Regions from separate parts of the Homo sapiens genome. Here region 1 is linked to region 2. A link is a loop called in an ENCODE intact Hi-C map of the cell type or tissue named here. Cell type or tissue: A673. All regions are shown on one strand.

Region 1 (8,000 bases), 340 kb before region 2:
AGTACCTGGAGAGAGATGATGACTGTCCAGGGTCATTTCCACCGTGGCCTCTCAGCCTGACAACCAAAATTTGAGTAGGCTCTTTGGAATCGTTCTTTTGTTGGCCATGACTTTCCAGATATACAGCTTCAGAGTTTATATGCTATTGATAATTAGAAAAATTCATGTTCAAGTTTTCTCTTGTGGGTTATACTGTGTCCCTTAATTTTCAGAGGAGAGCAAAGCTATGAGCTATCTGGGTGTGATGTGCTCACTTGGAGAAGAAAACTGGTAAAGAAATTTTTTGGCCAGATGTGGTGGCTCATACATGTAATCCCAGCACTTTGGGAGGCTGAGGTGGGAGGATCGTTTGAGCCCAGGAGTTCAAGACCAGCCTGGGCAACATAATGAGATCCTGTCTCTAAATTTAAAAAAAAAAAGAAAAAGAAAAAAGAAACTGTTTTTCTCATTGCCTGTGAGTGCCCTCAGTTTACATAGTGCTATCTTTCCCCTTCAGGTGCACTTAGAACTACCTCCCAGCTCCAACATAGTGCAAACTCCAGAAGATTTTAACTTGCTCAAGTCAAGCAATTTTAGAAGATACGAAGTCCTTAGAGAGATTCTGACAACCCTTGGCCTCAGCTGTGACATGAAACAAGTTCCTGCCTTAACTCCTCTTTACTTGCTGTCAGCTGCGGAGGTGAGTTGTGGGCTCAGCTGGGCAGAGCGCGCTGTGACGTGGCCCTCTTCACAGTGGCGACCCGTTGCTTTAATTGTTTTATTTTGGTTGGTTTTGATTTTCCATTTCTGTTTTGACTTCGGGTTTGGAAATCATCTTCAAGATGTGCAAATATTCATTTTGTTGGGGGAGGATTATATATAAGAGAGGGCCAACTAGTAGAGTTTAGAAAGGTGTTAAGTCTGCAGGTGTGGCCCTTTCCACGTTAGGGGGAAGAGGGTCCCTGTGTCAAGAGTATATTCAGACTGTAACTTTATTCATTTGGGATTGAAAACATTTGTTTTGACTTGAGCCACTTTCAGCAAATCTTTGGAACAATCACATTTGTGCTAATGTCTGCCATCTTGTGGCAACAGCGCTCTGGGTTTCACGTCTGTGAGTCGTGTCTGACAGGAAAATGCCCACGGAGCTGGGAATGTGTTCGGGAATTCTCTTGGCCCATGCCTGCACTTGCTGCCTGTGATTGATACCTGGTTTTGGGCAGGTCGCCAGATTCTCCAGGTGTAGGTTCTTGCTAATCCCCCTGCTTGGCCATACTATCAGTTTCATAGTCATTGTGACAAATTATTTTGTCTATTTCTGTTGTCTTCTCTGAACAGACAAATTTGTGAGTTGAATGACATAACCATGTAGTTTCTGCAAACACCCAATAGTCTAGGTGACTTTAAACACTAAACTTACCTACTTTCTCTTGAAACAAACAAATTATACCTCTCATCCCAACATTTTTTAAAAAGGAGGCACTTTCTTTTGTGTTACACTGTGTCCCTTAGTTTTTGGAGGAGAGCAGAGCTATGAGCTATCTGGGTGTGATGGGCTCACTTGGAGAAGACAGATAGAAAATCTGAGAGCACTGCCAGTCCCCTAGACCTTCTCTGTCGCCTTTTCCTGGGGATGGAGGGCTGGGGCTGGCTACCTTAGCCAGTGCCTGCTCTGAGGCTCCCAGCTGGGGAAGTCCGGGAGTGAGGTGGCCTGGCCTTGCCCTTGGCAGAGCTCCCTGCCCTTTCTCGGAGTTCTGATCATGCTGGTCTTCGGACTTGACCTCCGGACTCTTGGACAGAGTAGTGGATAGGAAGAGTGGCCCTGCCCCAGGTTATTCTCTTGTGAGTGGAAGTTTGGAACTCTTGGCATTTCTGGTGTATTTAGGATGAGTATAACCTGAAATACCCATGTCAGGGCTTTGTATCATGTGTCTGCTTATATTCAAGCACACAACAGATGCTTCACATTTTTGTCCTTCCAGTTTTTTAAACAGCCTGGGGCAGTGGGAGGTGATACTTTTTCACCTGTTCATTGATCAATTGAGGGAGTATTGATTTCCCCTTTCACAAACTTTGGGAATGAAATGCTTGAACATGATTAAAGCAAATATTTGCTCTGTATACACATACATGGACACTCCCTACTAAGCCCCTTATTACATAATAACTTTGGAAAATAATTATTTTCAGAAATGTTCACTTCCCATTGCGGGCCCTCCACTTGGCCTTGTTGATTTTCTTGGATATCTGTGCTGTGGACTACTTTCCTCTCAGCTGCTTATTTCTGACTGAATTCTGCTTTACTTTGGGAGCCCAAGGAATGGAATGAGTACGTGTATGTTGTACATATCCTCATTTCTTAATGTTTATTTTTAGTTTTTGAGGCAGGGTCTTGCTCTGTTGCCCAGGCTGGAGTGTAGTGGTGCAATCATGGCTCACTGCAGCCTCCACCTCCCAAGCTCAAGCGATCCTCCCACCTCAGCCCCCCGAGTAGCTGGGACTACAGGTGTGCATCACCATGCCTGGCTAATTTTTAATACTTTTTGTAGAGACAGGGTTTCGCCATGTTGCCCAGGCTGGTCTTGAACTCCCGAGTTCAAGCAATCTGCCTGCCTTGGCTTTCCAAAGTGTTGGGATTACAGGCATGGCGCTCCCGGCCTCTTAATGTTTATTAACTCTGCTTAGGTGTCCTTGAATCTGCTGTAGAAGGAAATGGCAGAAGTCAAGGTTTTATATGATGTTTTCTTGGAATACAAGTTCTCTAAAGGATTATAGTGCAAATGAATTTGAAGGTGGATATGCACTGCCTGAGGTGGTCTTTCCGGAGGCAGCTGAATTCCTCCTGCATCTAGTCACTGTGCTATGGGTCAGTATTTATAGATCTGGACCACAGAGACTGGGAATGGAATTGGGTTTGTGCTTTGTATTTGGTTTTCTTTCTGGCATCCCTACTTAACAGATCTCAGTCATCCTCACGGAATTAAGTTCCATGGAGAGGATCTTGGCACCCAGTCATCTGCTAAATCCTGCCTGTCCATTTGGCTCATCGCCTGCCTTAGGGATTGGATGCCTGGGCTGGCTTTCTGCTTCCTGTGCCCTGCAAGACACTCTGTTGCTGGGAGTCAAAGATCTCTCACCACAGGGTGTCGCTGCTGAGCTAGGCTGCCTCGCATACAGGACCCTAGAACTATAAAGTTGTTCTTCAGAGATTTAATTTTTTTCTGTCTATATCAGTTTCACATAGTATAATTTTATAGTTTTCCATTATATTGGTGGCACTTTCTTTTGGGTCTGCAGAAATTATTTCAATGTCCCAGTTAATAATATTCATCTTTCATTCAACGTTTACTGTGTCCTAGGTACTATTATAGTATGGGATATGAAAGAACAAAATAAATATGCTAGTTATCTAAATAGTTTTACTGCGTACCAGCTGTGTTTACACAGTTTGGTGCCTTGACACTTGCTCTTTATGACGAATAGCGCAGAAGATTTATGTGCTTCTCCGTTACTGTGATATAACTGGAAAGAATAGTAGCAAGACCCAAAGAGAAAAAACACTCGCCTCAGCGACGGTCAGCCCTTGGCATTTGGGAAGGATGTGCTCGGAGACCTTCATCGACACCCAGACACCATGGTAGCGTGTGATTCCCACTATAAAACCCAGTCATGTGTGGCTCCATCAGTGTCACTGTGCACGATACCAAGAGGAAGCAGGGCTTGGCTGAGATGCAGGCTGTGGGCGGCTGAGCTGGGCTTCCTCCGACCAAGGCTTTCACGTTTAATTGAACCTCCCAGGAGCAGGATTGAAATTTGGGTCTCAGCAAAATGACAAAAAGTTAAACCATAAAACAAACACACAAACACACGTTTACCACACACCTATCTCCGTAGAAAGAAGACTGGGCCAGGTGCAGTGGCTCAAGCCTGTAATCCCAATGCCTTGGGAGGCTGAGGCAGGTGGATCGCTCAAGCCCAGGAATTCGAGACCAGCCTGGGCAACCTGGCAGAATTTCGTATTCTTTACAGAAGATACAAAAATTAGCCAGGCATGGTGGCGCATACCTGTAGTCCTAGCTACTCGGGAGGCTGAGGCAGGAGGATTGCCTGAGCCAGGGAGGTTGAGGCTGTAGTGAGCTATGATTGTGCCACTGCACTCCAGCCTGGGCAACAGAGTGAGACCCTGTCTCAAAAAAAAAAAAAAAAAAAGGAAACAAGACTGGAAGGAAATCTGGTATATATGGGACTTATTTGTGGTGGAGTGCTTAAGGGTGATTTTAATAATCTTTTAAAACTTTCTCTGTATTTTCCAAATTTTCTATAATGATTATATATATAATAAGCCAAATTAGTTATTAGTTATTTTATAATGAGCCAAATTGGTTATTTGTTATGAGTTATTTTATAATGAGCCAAATTAGTTATTAAAAACTAAAAACAAATGACTGCGTGTCATTGGACTTTGAAGGCATCTCACACATGGTCACACTTGAATGTTAAAAGGCAGGGAATCTCATAGGTGTTGATACTTTGGTTAATATTAATATTTGACATATTATTTAGAAAGGGTTCGCTCTGATAGTAAAACACGTGACTCTTGTTCATGGCCTGTGGCAGCTGTGACTTCCAGGGTTAACTGTGAGCTCTGAGTTGGTGTGTGGGGGCCTCCGAGCTGAAGCTGTCCCTTTGCTTCTGTGGGTGGAAGGTACCCCTGGGTGCCCTACCCCTGCTTGGATGTTCCAGTTTCTTGGCAGAGCCCTTTGAACTGTTTCTCCAAGACCATATATATGGGGACCTCTCCATGGCTTCCTCTCTGCAGATGTTGGTGGGTGAGAGACTGATACACCACATGGCTCACTGTGGGGTGTCCGGGGTGCGATCACCTGGTGGCCACCACATCTTCCCGCCACCAGTGGGTGACAGGCAGTCAGCAGCAATACATCTTTACTGTGCTGGGACATGAATGTTTTTGAGAAACACTGATTTTATAGAAGAAACATAATCCTTTCCCTTACAGAACACCAGAAAAAACATAATTCTTTTATATTTTATAGAAACATTTTAATAGATTTTATTTTCTATCGAATCTGATGTTCTAGAGAAAATGTAATTCTTTCCCAGTTGAGAAGCTAGCTGCCTTGTTTCTGTTTCTCTGGGTTCCATTTTCCTTTTTATCTCTGCCAGAGCAATGGCAGAAAGAAAGCACAGGCTGCCACGCTCTGCAGGGTCTCACTGGGAGGGGCAGCTGGCGGGTTAGGACCGGCTGGGACCTGAATCTGTGTGTGGGGCAGAGCCAGCCCCCCACCCTCCACCCCTGCAGAGTTGCCTGCCAGTGGACCCCTTTTGGTCCCCCCAGTGAGTCCAGAGGAAGCAGAAGAAGGTGGGATGTGCCACCCCTAGGAAGGTCGGCACCTTTACCTTGGGGAACTGGACGTGCTGCCCCCAGGAAGGTCGGCACCTTTACCTTGGGGAACTAGAGAGCTTGTGCATTGCTCCCGTAGCCTGGGACATCTGCTTAGGATCTGGGGAGCACAAGAATTTTTCCAAAATGAAAAAGCTTGGGAACCTTGTGGGTGTTCATCGTGGCCAACGGTGGCTAACAGTGTGTAGGTGACCTGAGAAACACAAGCCGGCTGGACTCTTAGCAGGGGTCCTGTGTCCAGCTGGGATCAAGATGTAGCTGTCACAAGAAGTGACAACTGGGTTTGTTACTGAAATGATCGGGCAAAATCACCATGAGGTGTGTTTGTGTGATTTTGGTAGTGGGGAGTTATGGAATGGGTAATACGTACTTAAAAACAGAAACTAGTTATGACATTTCATTTTGATTTAACCCCAAATTTTTACTGTGAAACTTTTTCCCCCCATAAAAAGCAGGTTTTGTTGGTAAGGATAGTTTAGATACTTGTAAACATATCAAAAAACGGGTACAGGCCCTTCTACTCCGGGAAGTCCTTTATGTTACTTTTTTTTAAATTGTATATATTTAAGGTATGCAGCATGATGATTTGATATACATGAACATACTGAGATGGAGCTGCTTTTCAGACGTTGATAGCTTTATGAAGAAACTTAGACTCAGTCATACATACCACACAGTTGTTCCTCCTTCTCTAACTGGCCCCTTCATGTAGCAAACATCTGTGTGCCTACTAAGTACAAGCCCTTGCTGCAGAAGTTTCTGGAAAACGAGGGATAATTCCTCGTCTTTGTGGCATGCGTTCTAGTTAACCAAGCTTTTTTACCTGTGTCGCCATCTCATTTGGGTCTCATAGTGACCCTGATAAGTAGGGCAGGGCGGGGAAGGAGTCCTTGCCCCCGGGAGAGGAAGCTGGCGTACAGGACAGTGAAGAGGCTTATGTATTTTTCGTTTCTGTTGTTTTTCTTTTTGAGATGGAGTCTTGCTCTTGTCGCCTAGGCTGGAGTGCAGTGGTGCAATCTCTGCTCACTGCAGCCTCTGCTTCCTGGGTTCAAGCGATTCTCCTGCCTCAGCCTCCCAAGTAGCTGGGGTTACAGGTGCCCATCACCATGCCTGGCTAATTTTTGTATTTTTAGTAGAGACAGGGTTTCACCATGTTAGTCAGGCTGGTCTCAAACTCCTGACCTCAGGTCATCCACCTGCCTCAGCCCCGCAAAGTGCTGGGATTACAGGCATGAGCCACTGCACCTGGCTTAATGTATTTTTCTAATGAGTTAATTAGAATTCTCCACTAAAAAAAATCTTTGCCTGCCATTTTTTAACATAGTACTTGATGTGGAGTCCTCCCCTTCTCCTATTTTTAATCCTAGTTCTGAGTCTCGAATGTATAGATAGGGCGAAGCTTTGGGCATAACTTTAAAATACAGCTTAAAAATAATTTTTAGAGATCCAAATTAGAGAGGAAGTCAGAATTCCAGGTGCACCTTGAATAGCTTTTGACATGTGGCTGCTGTGGTCTTGTGCGGCTGTTTTACAATACGGCACCGGCTAAAGGCAGCTAGCAGATTAAAGCAAACATTTAAAAGCTTTTATAGCTATGAATGCTTTTAAGGGTCTTTCATATACCTCTTTCTCTCGTTTCTTTCTTCCTTCGCCCTTCACCTACGCTGGAAATTTTTTGTTCATTTTGACTGACTTCCTGTTATCAAACATAATACCCATGGCAAAAGGTGACATGATGGGTTTTGATGTTGAATTGCAAAAGAAATCATACTTGGGGGGTTTTCCTGTGCTCCCTTTAGAATGTTTTATTTTTGTGGGAAGAAGGCTTTTCAGCTACTGTGTGTCCTGTCTTTTTACTTGAATCTTGTTTCCACAAGTGTGCCTCAAAGCAGCGCCTGCAGAGTAAATACCCGGGGCAGAGATGTGTGCTTGTGGGAAATCTGCACAAACGCTTTTGTTGTTTTCCACGTTTAATTAGTTTTGTGATGATTCTGGCTTCTGTGCGTTGCGGTCTTTGCTGTCTGGCCTGGTGAAGGGGTGATAAGGTCTCTGAGGCCGAGGGAACATTCCCGCTCAGCACTTTCCTTCTTGGGATAGCATCCCGTCTAAGAAGCGTGGTTTTCTTTCCTCCGTCTATTTATATCCACCGTTTATGCAGTCACAAACTTGTGGATGGGAAACGGCCTCTTTTGGAATAAAAAAAATCCTCCAAGACCACATGCTTTTTGTCTCCTACCCGGGCTTCCTAATAGCTGCCATGTGTGAGCGGGTATGGATTCTGGCCTCACCTCCCAGGGAAGTCGGTGGAGGCTGTCTCCAGAAGGGCTTAGAACATTCTCACACGCGGATTTTTGTCTCCCAGTTCAAAAAACACATCCCAGGAATAAGCCCATACTGGTGCCGGGTTAGAGAGCATGATCAAAGGGCTCCTGTGGTCAGGTGCAGGGCCAAGGACCAGAGCTGGCGGTGGGTGCGGCGGTGGGGCGCCCGGCGATGACGGAACCGTTGAGTCTGGCGCTCCCGGGCCGCGGAGCTGGTGGTGTCAGCTCAGGAATGTCGGGGTCTGAGACCCGAATCCCATTTGATAAATGTTCTCCTT
Region 2 (8,000 bases):
AGGGGAACAGAGATGGGAAAGTCAGAGGAGCAAAGAGGTTTAAAGTAAAGGGGGAAAGACATGCTGCTTCCCCATGAAGGGCAGCCGTCAGTGTCCCTCTCTCCCTGCAGAATGGACACATTCAACGTCCCACTCATAGGCAGGTGACAATGTTGTTAGGTGACGAGGAATCCTGGGATAACATGGAGAGAAGCAGGGAGTAGGGGAGAGAGAGCAGGAGGGAGAGGAAGAGAGAGAAAGAGGGAGGAAGACCAAACAGAAGAGAGGAAAGGAAGAGGGCGAGAGAGAAGGAGAGAAGGAGAAGAGAAGGGGAGAGAGAGAGAGAGGGCCAGGAGAGGGGGGAGCAAGCTCACCTAAGACAGGAGCAACAGGACCACCGTTCTGGCCTTGGGCCCAGAGACCAAGTTGTATTTCATGCTGTCTAGGAAATTTCAATGTTTTTCAATGTATTTCAACGTAATTCAATATATTTTAATGTATTTCAATGTTGTCCAGGAAATAAGTTATCTGTCTTTAAAATCATCCCCTTTTTCCTCCTTTTCTCCTTTTCCAAATGTTAAGCATTTCCCATCCCACTGTCTAACAGCAGCTGAGCAGTAACGGTTTGCTCACCTGCTTTAATTCCCTGCAGATGAGCGGAATCTTCCTCGCAGCTCAGATGTGTAAGGAGGCACCCTGGGATGACAGTGGCCCCCCAGTTCTACTGTCTGACCTTGAATCCTTCAGGGCAGATGGGAGAACTTGTGAATTATGTGTCTGTTTGGTGCCTGACACGGAGCCAGGAATGGAGGAGAGCTTCACGAATTCTGAAGTGTGTACACGTGCATTCTCCTCCCACCCCCTTTTTTTGCTGTTGGTGACTCACCCCGGCTGGATCTGTAGTGATGCGGGCTGTGAGGCCTGGTGGGCAGGTGCACCTGACAGCCAGGAGAGAGAGATTCCAGAGATCCCAGTTGGGAGACGTGCACAGAAGACCCGGGCAGCCGGGCTTATGCTAAATAAAATTAGTTCACATTCAAGGCCTCCCTTATTCTGCAGAGGACGTGGCCCAGGTGTGCAGGTGGATTTGGAGGGAGAAGTGAGGGAAGCAGCCCACCGACAGTGAGAAGTGAGGGGTAGGGGCCGGGGTCTGGGGGCTGGCAGGGGAGCCAGGTGGGCGATGGGCCTCAGCCAGTGCAGAGGGGTGTGACCCGCCGAGGCCCCTCTGCCTTCATTTAGACTTTCTAAGGCCAGGCCACCTGCCATACGACCTGGGGTTTGAGCCTGCGTCTGGCTACCCCAAAGGACAAGCAACCAAGGGCTGGAGATAGGAGTGGAAGCAGCAGCCCGGCTCCCCGTTTCTGCTGCTGGGAAGTGGATGGAGCTCTCAGGTGCTTGCACCTTCCCGTAGGCAAGCTCTCCTGAGGAGGAACTCCACACAAAGCAGGACTAGCCGGCAGGCTGGAAGAGAAACCCTTGGATCCACCTCTTGGGTGGCTCTCAACCTGAAGTCAGGACTTGGTGACTCCTCTCGCTTAAAAGGATAATTTTTTTAAGAAGGAGATCATTTTCTTTGCAGGGAAATGGATGGAGCTGGACGCCGTTATCCTTAGCAAACTAACACAGGAACGGAAAACCAAATACCGCATGTTCTCATTTATAAGTGGGATCTAAATGATGAGAACTCAGGAGCACAGAGAAGGGAACAACACACACTGGGGCTGACTTGAGGGGGAGGGTGGGAGGAGGGAGAGGAGCAGAAAAGATAATTACTGGGTACGGGGCTTAATACCTGGGTGGTGAAATAATCTGTGCAATAAACCCGTGATGCTAATTTAACTATATAACCAGCCTGCACACGTACTCCCGAAACTAAAATAAAAGTTAAAAATAAATAAATTAACAGGGCTGGGTACGGTGGCTCAAGCCTATAATCTCAGCACTTTGGGAGGCCGAGGCAGGTGGATCTACTTGAGGTCAGAAGTTCGAGACCAACCTAGCCAACATAGGAAAACCTTGTCTCTACTAAAAATACAAAAATTAGCCAGGCATGGTGGCGGGGGCCTGTAATCCCAGCTACTTGGGAGGCTGAGGCAGGGGAATTGCTTGAACCCGGGAGGCGGAGGTTGCAGTGAGCTGAGATCATGTCTGCACTCCAGCCTGGGCAACAGAGCAAGACTCTGTCTCACATAAATAAATAAATAAGCACCAAAAAAATCTTTTTTTAAATATTGAAATCATGCTCGATGCAAGAGAAGCTGCCAAGATAATCAAAGAGCTCCTGTGTATCTTTTCCTCAGTTTACCCTGATGGCTCCATCTTCTGTAACAGTGGTCCAGTAGCAAAATGAGAAACTTGGCATTGGCACAATGTGTATGCAATCGTTCTAAGTCTTTTTATCACATGTTAAAATTCATGTAACCGCCACTATGATCAAGACACAGAACTGTTCTAGGGGTGACCCCTTTCATAACAAATCTTTTATAACAGCCTTTTTACCATCCTGAAACAAAAACCACAGACGATAGTGCAGATTCCTGTTACATATACCTATCACGACACAGAATCTGAAATGAGAGACATGCATTAAGTACACATAATATATTAAGTGCAATATGAAGGAAATACAAGGAAAGTGGAGGGTTGTAATAAAGTAAAATATATTCAATGCCTAATGTGCTTGAGCACTCACTCTATCTACACTAGAAGACACAATGAAGCCATCAGAAAGAGGCAATTGAAGGAATCCACAGCCACAAAGAGGGGCTGATGCAGGTGTAATATACCGAGGCCTCAAAACCACAGATGCAATTTGTCATGAGACTAAAACAAAGTACAGTAGTTGCATTCCTGGAAATACAGCACAAAATCCACTTTATGTTCCTATGGAGTGAGTTTCCAGGCTCAGACGGTCCTAAGCGGGTTTGTCATTTACCTGAATGGTGTGTGGGGTAAAGGACAACTCTCTACAGAGAGGACAATTCTGGCAGGTCCTGGAGCACCCCTGGCTCCTGTCCCCTCAAGGCCAGGAAGTCCCCCACTGTAATCCTGCCAATCACAAAGGCTTCCTCGAATTTCCAAAATAGCCCCTAGGGGGCAGTCCTGACCCTGCTGAGAACCGCCGGCCTATTGGATACTGAGGCCATGTGCCCGGCAGTGTGCCAGGCTGGGGAGGGAGGAGGGAGGGTCGGGGAGCACAGATGAAACACACATGGTGTCCAGCCCTGTGAAACGTGCCCTCTCATTAGATTCAGGTCACTAGATATAGCAAATGAAAATATTGCACGGGACATGTTTATACTCAATATTATTTGTTGTTTATCTGAAATTTAAATTTAACTGGGTGTCTTGTGTTTCGTCTGGCAGCCCTACTGATAACACAAAGGCCATGGAGACAGGATGGCTGGTGCTGTCCTTGGGGACCAAGGGGACTCGGAGGAGGGGTCTGTAGAAGGAGACGTGGAGACTGTTTCTGGCATGGGAGTGGCCTCTGCCTTTTGCAGGGTTTTACACACTCAGTAGCTCCTGAATGCCCACGCTGATTCAGGAGGTGACATTATTATCCCTAGCTTGCCAGTGAGGCAATTGAGGTGTCAAGAGGCCACATGACTCCCCCAAGACGCATCTCACAGGGGCAGGAGGCAGGTGCCGATAGAACTCTCCCCGTGATGGTCAGTGGAGCCTCCACACTGGGGTGGCAGGGTGTGCTGGGAAAAGCAGTGGCGGGAGGGCAGGCACGGAAAAGCAGTGGCGGGAACCTCTGCCATCTCCGGACAAGGCATCCTCGCAGGAACAACTGAGGTCAGAGGGCTTGGTTTAGGATGTGGGGATGGTCAGCAAATGCAGGCTTAGAAAGTGGTGAAGGTCTGTGTGGCTGCAGAAGCCAGAAACTATCAGGAACGTGGAAAGAAACCTGTTTTATGATTTTTGGGTTTTTCGTTTTGTTTTGTTTTTAGACAGGAGTCTAGCTCTGTTGCCCAGGCTGGAATGCAATGGCTTGATCTCGGCTCACTGCAACCTCTGCCTCCTGGGTTCAGGCGATTCTCCTGCCTCAGCTTCCCGAGTAACTGGGATTACAGGCATGCACCACCACGCCTGGCTAATTTTTGTATTTTTAGTAGAGATGGGGTTTCGCCATGTTGGCCAGGCTGGTCTCAAACTCCTGACCTCAGGTGATTCACCCGCCTCAGCCTCCCAAAGTGCTGGGATTACAGGCATGAGCCATTGCGCCCTGCCAATAAACCTGTTTTAAATCGCAGCACTTTGGGAGGCCGAGGGGGGCAGATCACCTGAGGTCGGGAGTTTGAGACCAGCCTGACCAACATGGAGAAACCCGTCTCTACTAAAAATACAAAATTAGTTGGGCGTGGTGGCACATGCCTGTAATCCCAGCTACTTGGGAGACTGAGACGGGAGAATCACTGGAACCCAGGAGGCAGAGGTTGCAGTGAGCCGAGATCACGCCACTGCTCTCCAGCCTGGGTGACAAGAGCGAAACTCCATCTCAAAAAAAAAAAAAAAAAAAAAAAAAAAAGAGCTGCTTTGCACCAAGGAGCCCGGCCCACCAGGAAGAGAAGGGGATAAGACGCGTGCCCTTGTTCTTAAGAAACATGTGCTGGCCTCCCCTCAGCAGATGCCTCCAGATAAGCCCAGCACCCACAGTCCTGCACACTTGCCTTCCCGGCCCTTCACCACCCACAGGGATGGGAGCAAGGCAAAGACATCATCAGAAGATGCTGTGATAATGAGCCCGACCGTGAGGACCAATGGAGAAGCCCCTGGACCTGGTGAAAGGTTGCCTCCCTCAGGGCTCTTGTCTTCTGCGTTTATAGCTGATTTCTCCCAGACAGGGGTACTCTTCCAGCCATGGGGTGGCAGGGGGCATGGGTCCCCCAGGCACGGAGTAGAAGCCCAAGCTCACGCTCTGAGACACAGGAAGAGCCCAGAGAAGATGCTGGAATCCACCAGCCTGGTTTTAGCTCAGGCGTGTTCTTATTTGTACAGGGCTTACCTGGACTGGCTTTCACTGAAACTCAGATTTAATATCTTTGGGAGATGAGTCCACAATGAGTCATGGAATATTCTTTCAACTAGCAGTAGGAGAGACACTGGCCTAGGAACCAGTGTTTGGTAACTGTTTCCATGCCTATGGGAGCCGAAAGCTGAGTTCTCCCGCTAAGAGCAGGGTGGGACACTCAGGAGACCGTGTTCTGTTCGGTGGGGACCTCGCAGCTTCAGAGTGGGGTGGAGAGCTCAGGAGGAGGTTATCTTCAAATCGCTGGGGAGAGTCAGTAAAAAGTCCTAAAAGGAAAGCTTAGCTGGATCACTTTTCCTTGCTGTCTTGGGAAAATTTAAAAGAGAAGCCAAACCAAATTCATGAAAAGTCTGGGTGCGGAAAGAGATGCAATTGACTTGGGTTAAAAAAAAAGTCAATTTTTCTGATTATAAAAGCATTAAAAATATATGGGACAGGACTACAGCATTAAGCTTGTTGAAGAAGATTTAGAAGAAATATGGAAGAGTAAATCACCATAATCTTGCTACCTAGAACAACTTTTCTGAAAAATGGAAACAAGCTCTCACTATGTTATCCAGGCTGGACTCAAAATCCTGGGCTTAAGCAATCCTCCTGCCTCAGCCTCCTGAGTAGCTGGGACTACAGGAACATGCCACTGCAACTGGCTAGAATAACTTTATTTTTAATTAAGAATAAGTTAAAATAACCACTAACTAAACATTGCCAGTTCAGTTGACCCTCTCTTAGTATATAGATCAGAATGGTTTGTTATTAATATATACATGGTTTATATACAAACAGAGAGAAAGCTGGTCTCTAAAGTTTCTTGAGGACGTTGATGTCTCCTTTCTAGTTTGGCTTACCTATGAATTTCCTTGTTAAACCCTTTTTAAAAATAAATGATATTATGGTAAACTTTATTTTGGTTATTGTTAAGGTAATGCAAAAGTAAGCTGAATGCAATGCACCTATGTCCCAGTTATTCGGGAGGCTGAGGCAGGAGGATCGCCGGAGGCCAGGAGTTCAAGACCAGCCTGAGCAACACAGTAGGACTGCCCCCCCATCTCTCTTTTTTTTTTCCTTTTAAAGTAATGAGGCTTTGGTATATGGCCTATACTGCTAATATAGTTGCAATATTTCAAATAAGGTGCTTATAAGGTGCAGTATTTCCAGAAGAGATCCAAAGTTGCACATAATTGTTGGGGGGAAGGTCTAGGGGAAGAGAAAGAACCCAACTAATAGTCATTCTCCAGCTCGGTCATCTGTTAACCAACAGAGAGAACATTTAAACTTTTGAACTTCAGCTTCCCTTTCTGTAACATGGAAGGGTGGGACACAGCAGTGGTTCTCACCCAGGGAGTCCATTAGAATTGCACTGGAGAGCTTTTGAAAATATGCATGATGGCCAGGCATGGTGGCTCACGCCTGTAATCCCAGCACTTTGGGAAGCCGAGGCAGGTGGATCACCTGAGATCAGGAGTTCGAGACCAGCCTGGCCAACATGGTGAAACCCTGTCTCTACTAAAAATACAAAAAATTAGCGGGACATGGTGGCGCACCTGTCATCCCAGCTACTCGAGAGGCTAAGGCAGGAGAAACGATTGAACCCAGGAGGTGGAGGTTGCAGTGAGCCAAGATCACACCACTGCACTCCAGCCTGGGCAACAAGAGCGAAACTGCGAGAAAAAAAAGAAAAAGAAAGAGAGAGAAAGAGAGAGGGAGGGAGGAAGGAAGGAAGGAAGGAAGGAAGGAAGGAAGGAAGGAAGGAAGGAAGGAAGGAAAAGAAAATATGCACATGTGGTCGCCTCTGGGGCATTTTGTCCCAATGGGCCTCCCGCAATTGAGGTAGGGAAAGGAAGATCTTTGTTACTTTGAAAACGCTCCCCAGACCATGGTAGGTTGAAGGAGACTTGCCCCAGCTTGAGCCAATTGTAAAATTTGCCGGAATTTTGTGAGCTGGTAGCTAAAAGAGTCACTATTTAAAAATTTAAAATCATAAGCTTACAATTAAATAAATTATATTACCACAAAAGTAATAAATACTCAAAACTCATCACTTCCTAGTTGTTTTAATACATTCAACTTCCTAATTGTTTTAGCATTTTTTACTTCCTGATTGTGTTAGTACATTTTACTGGTACCTATGCTCTAGAAGTTGTTTGCACCTATTGTATCTGGAGGGTGGAAATACTATACAATGGTGTGGTGTTTCACATCTCTGCCAATGCTGGCAGCTTGAAATCAGCTACTGTGGGAGTATTTACACCACAGAAATGGGCAGATGCTAGGAATCAGGAGATTTTTCCCTTCTGGTGATCCAGTTTGTGGTTAAACATTCCTCAACATGTTACTGTCCCCGATGTGATGTAGGCTTAATTCAGAAGTGTGATCCTGGGCTCCTTTTAAATAACTTTGATCTGAAGATGAGGCTTCTATGCTTTCACTTGCTGAGATGCTAGCGCCTCCTGGTGTGACTGGTTTTGTGGCTGCAAAGTCTCTTTCTCCAGTTTCTTTTAAAGGAGAGCCATGTTTGCTCTGTTCTTCCTGGCACTGAAGTAGCAGGTGTGTTTGTGCAGGTCTTTAAGGTACCCTTAAAGTAAACAGCCTTGATAAAATCTTTTTTTCCTCTTTTCTTCATTCTTCTGTTACTTGTATTGATCCAGGTCTTTCTACAGGCACAGAGTATGCTGGCTGTGTTTGTACATTTTTGCAAATAGATAATCGTGGAAGTCTATTCTATAGAAACAGCCTTTATGACTATGAACTGTAACCAAGGGGGTGGCAAGCAACTTCCTCTCCTTTGAGATTTTGGTGTATGGAAGGTTTCCACTTAAACTCCTTTCTACAGCGTGGCCTTCTCTTTTGTTGCTGTATTTGGAATGCATACCAGCTGTCACAGGGCAATAATCCCGGAGATGAAATCAATTCTCTTAATGGCCTTTTATGGAAAGTTCAAGCTTGCCTTGGGTTGGTATATTTTTAGCTTCAGGTATATTTTTTGGCG

Evidence for each region. Hi-C counts contacts between places; a loop is a spot of excess contacts. Peaks named below come from ENCODE experiments on the same cell type or tissue, not always from the same donor. Only the 100,000 strongest peaks of a DNase experiment are listed, where the experiment ranks them.
Region 1: a loop joins it to region 2, with 4 times the contacts of the local background. A loop is called at or near these places in 4 of 110 quality-filtered maps.

Annotation. Positions count from the first base shown.
Region 1 is chr21:36,922,930-36,930,929 of GRCh38, reverse strand. It overlaps HLCS (holocarboxylase synthetase), which reads left to right. Exons shown (of 11, transcript NM_001352514.2): 5 at 497-679. Among named protein-coding and RNA genes, the nearest start is that of HLCS-AS1, 40 kb to the left of the region's middle. RefSeq lists a silencer at 2,985-3,177. In A673, CTCF peaks have their summits at 1,073 (motif pointing left) and 3,114 (motif pointing right); DNase peaks (open chromatin) are centred at 1,079 and 3,079; H3K27ac peaks cover 1,520 bases.
Region 2 is chr21:36,584,640-36,592,639 of GRCh38, reverse strand. No RefSeq gene overlaps it. Among named protein-coding and RNA genes, the nearest start is that of CLDN14, 110 kb to the right of the region's middle. RefSeq lists an enhancer at 2,945-2,994 and a silencer at 3,125-3,184. In A673, CTCF peaks have their summits at 2,866, 3,069 (motif pointing right) and 7,445 (motif pointing left); DNase peaks (open chromatin) are centred at 3,109 and 6,879; H3K27ac peaks cover 515 bases.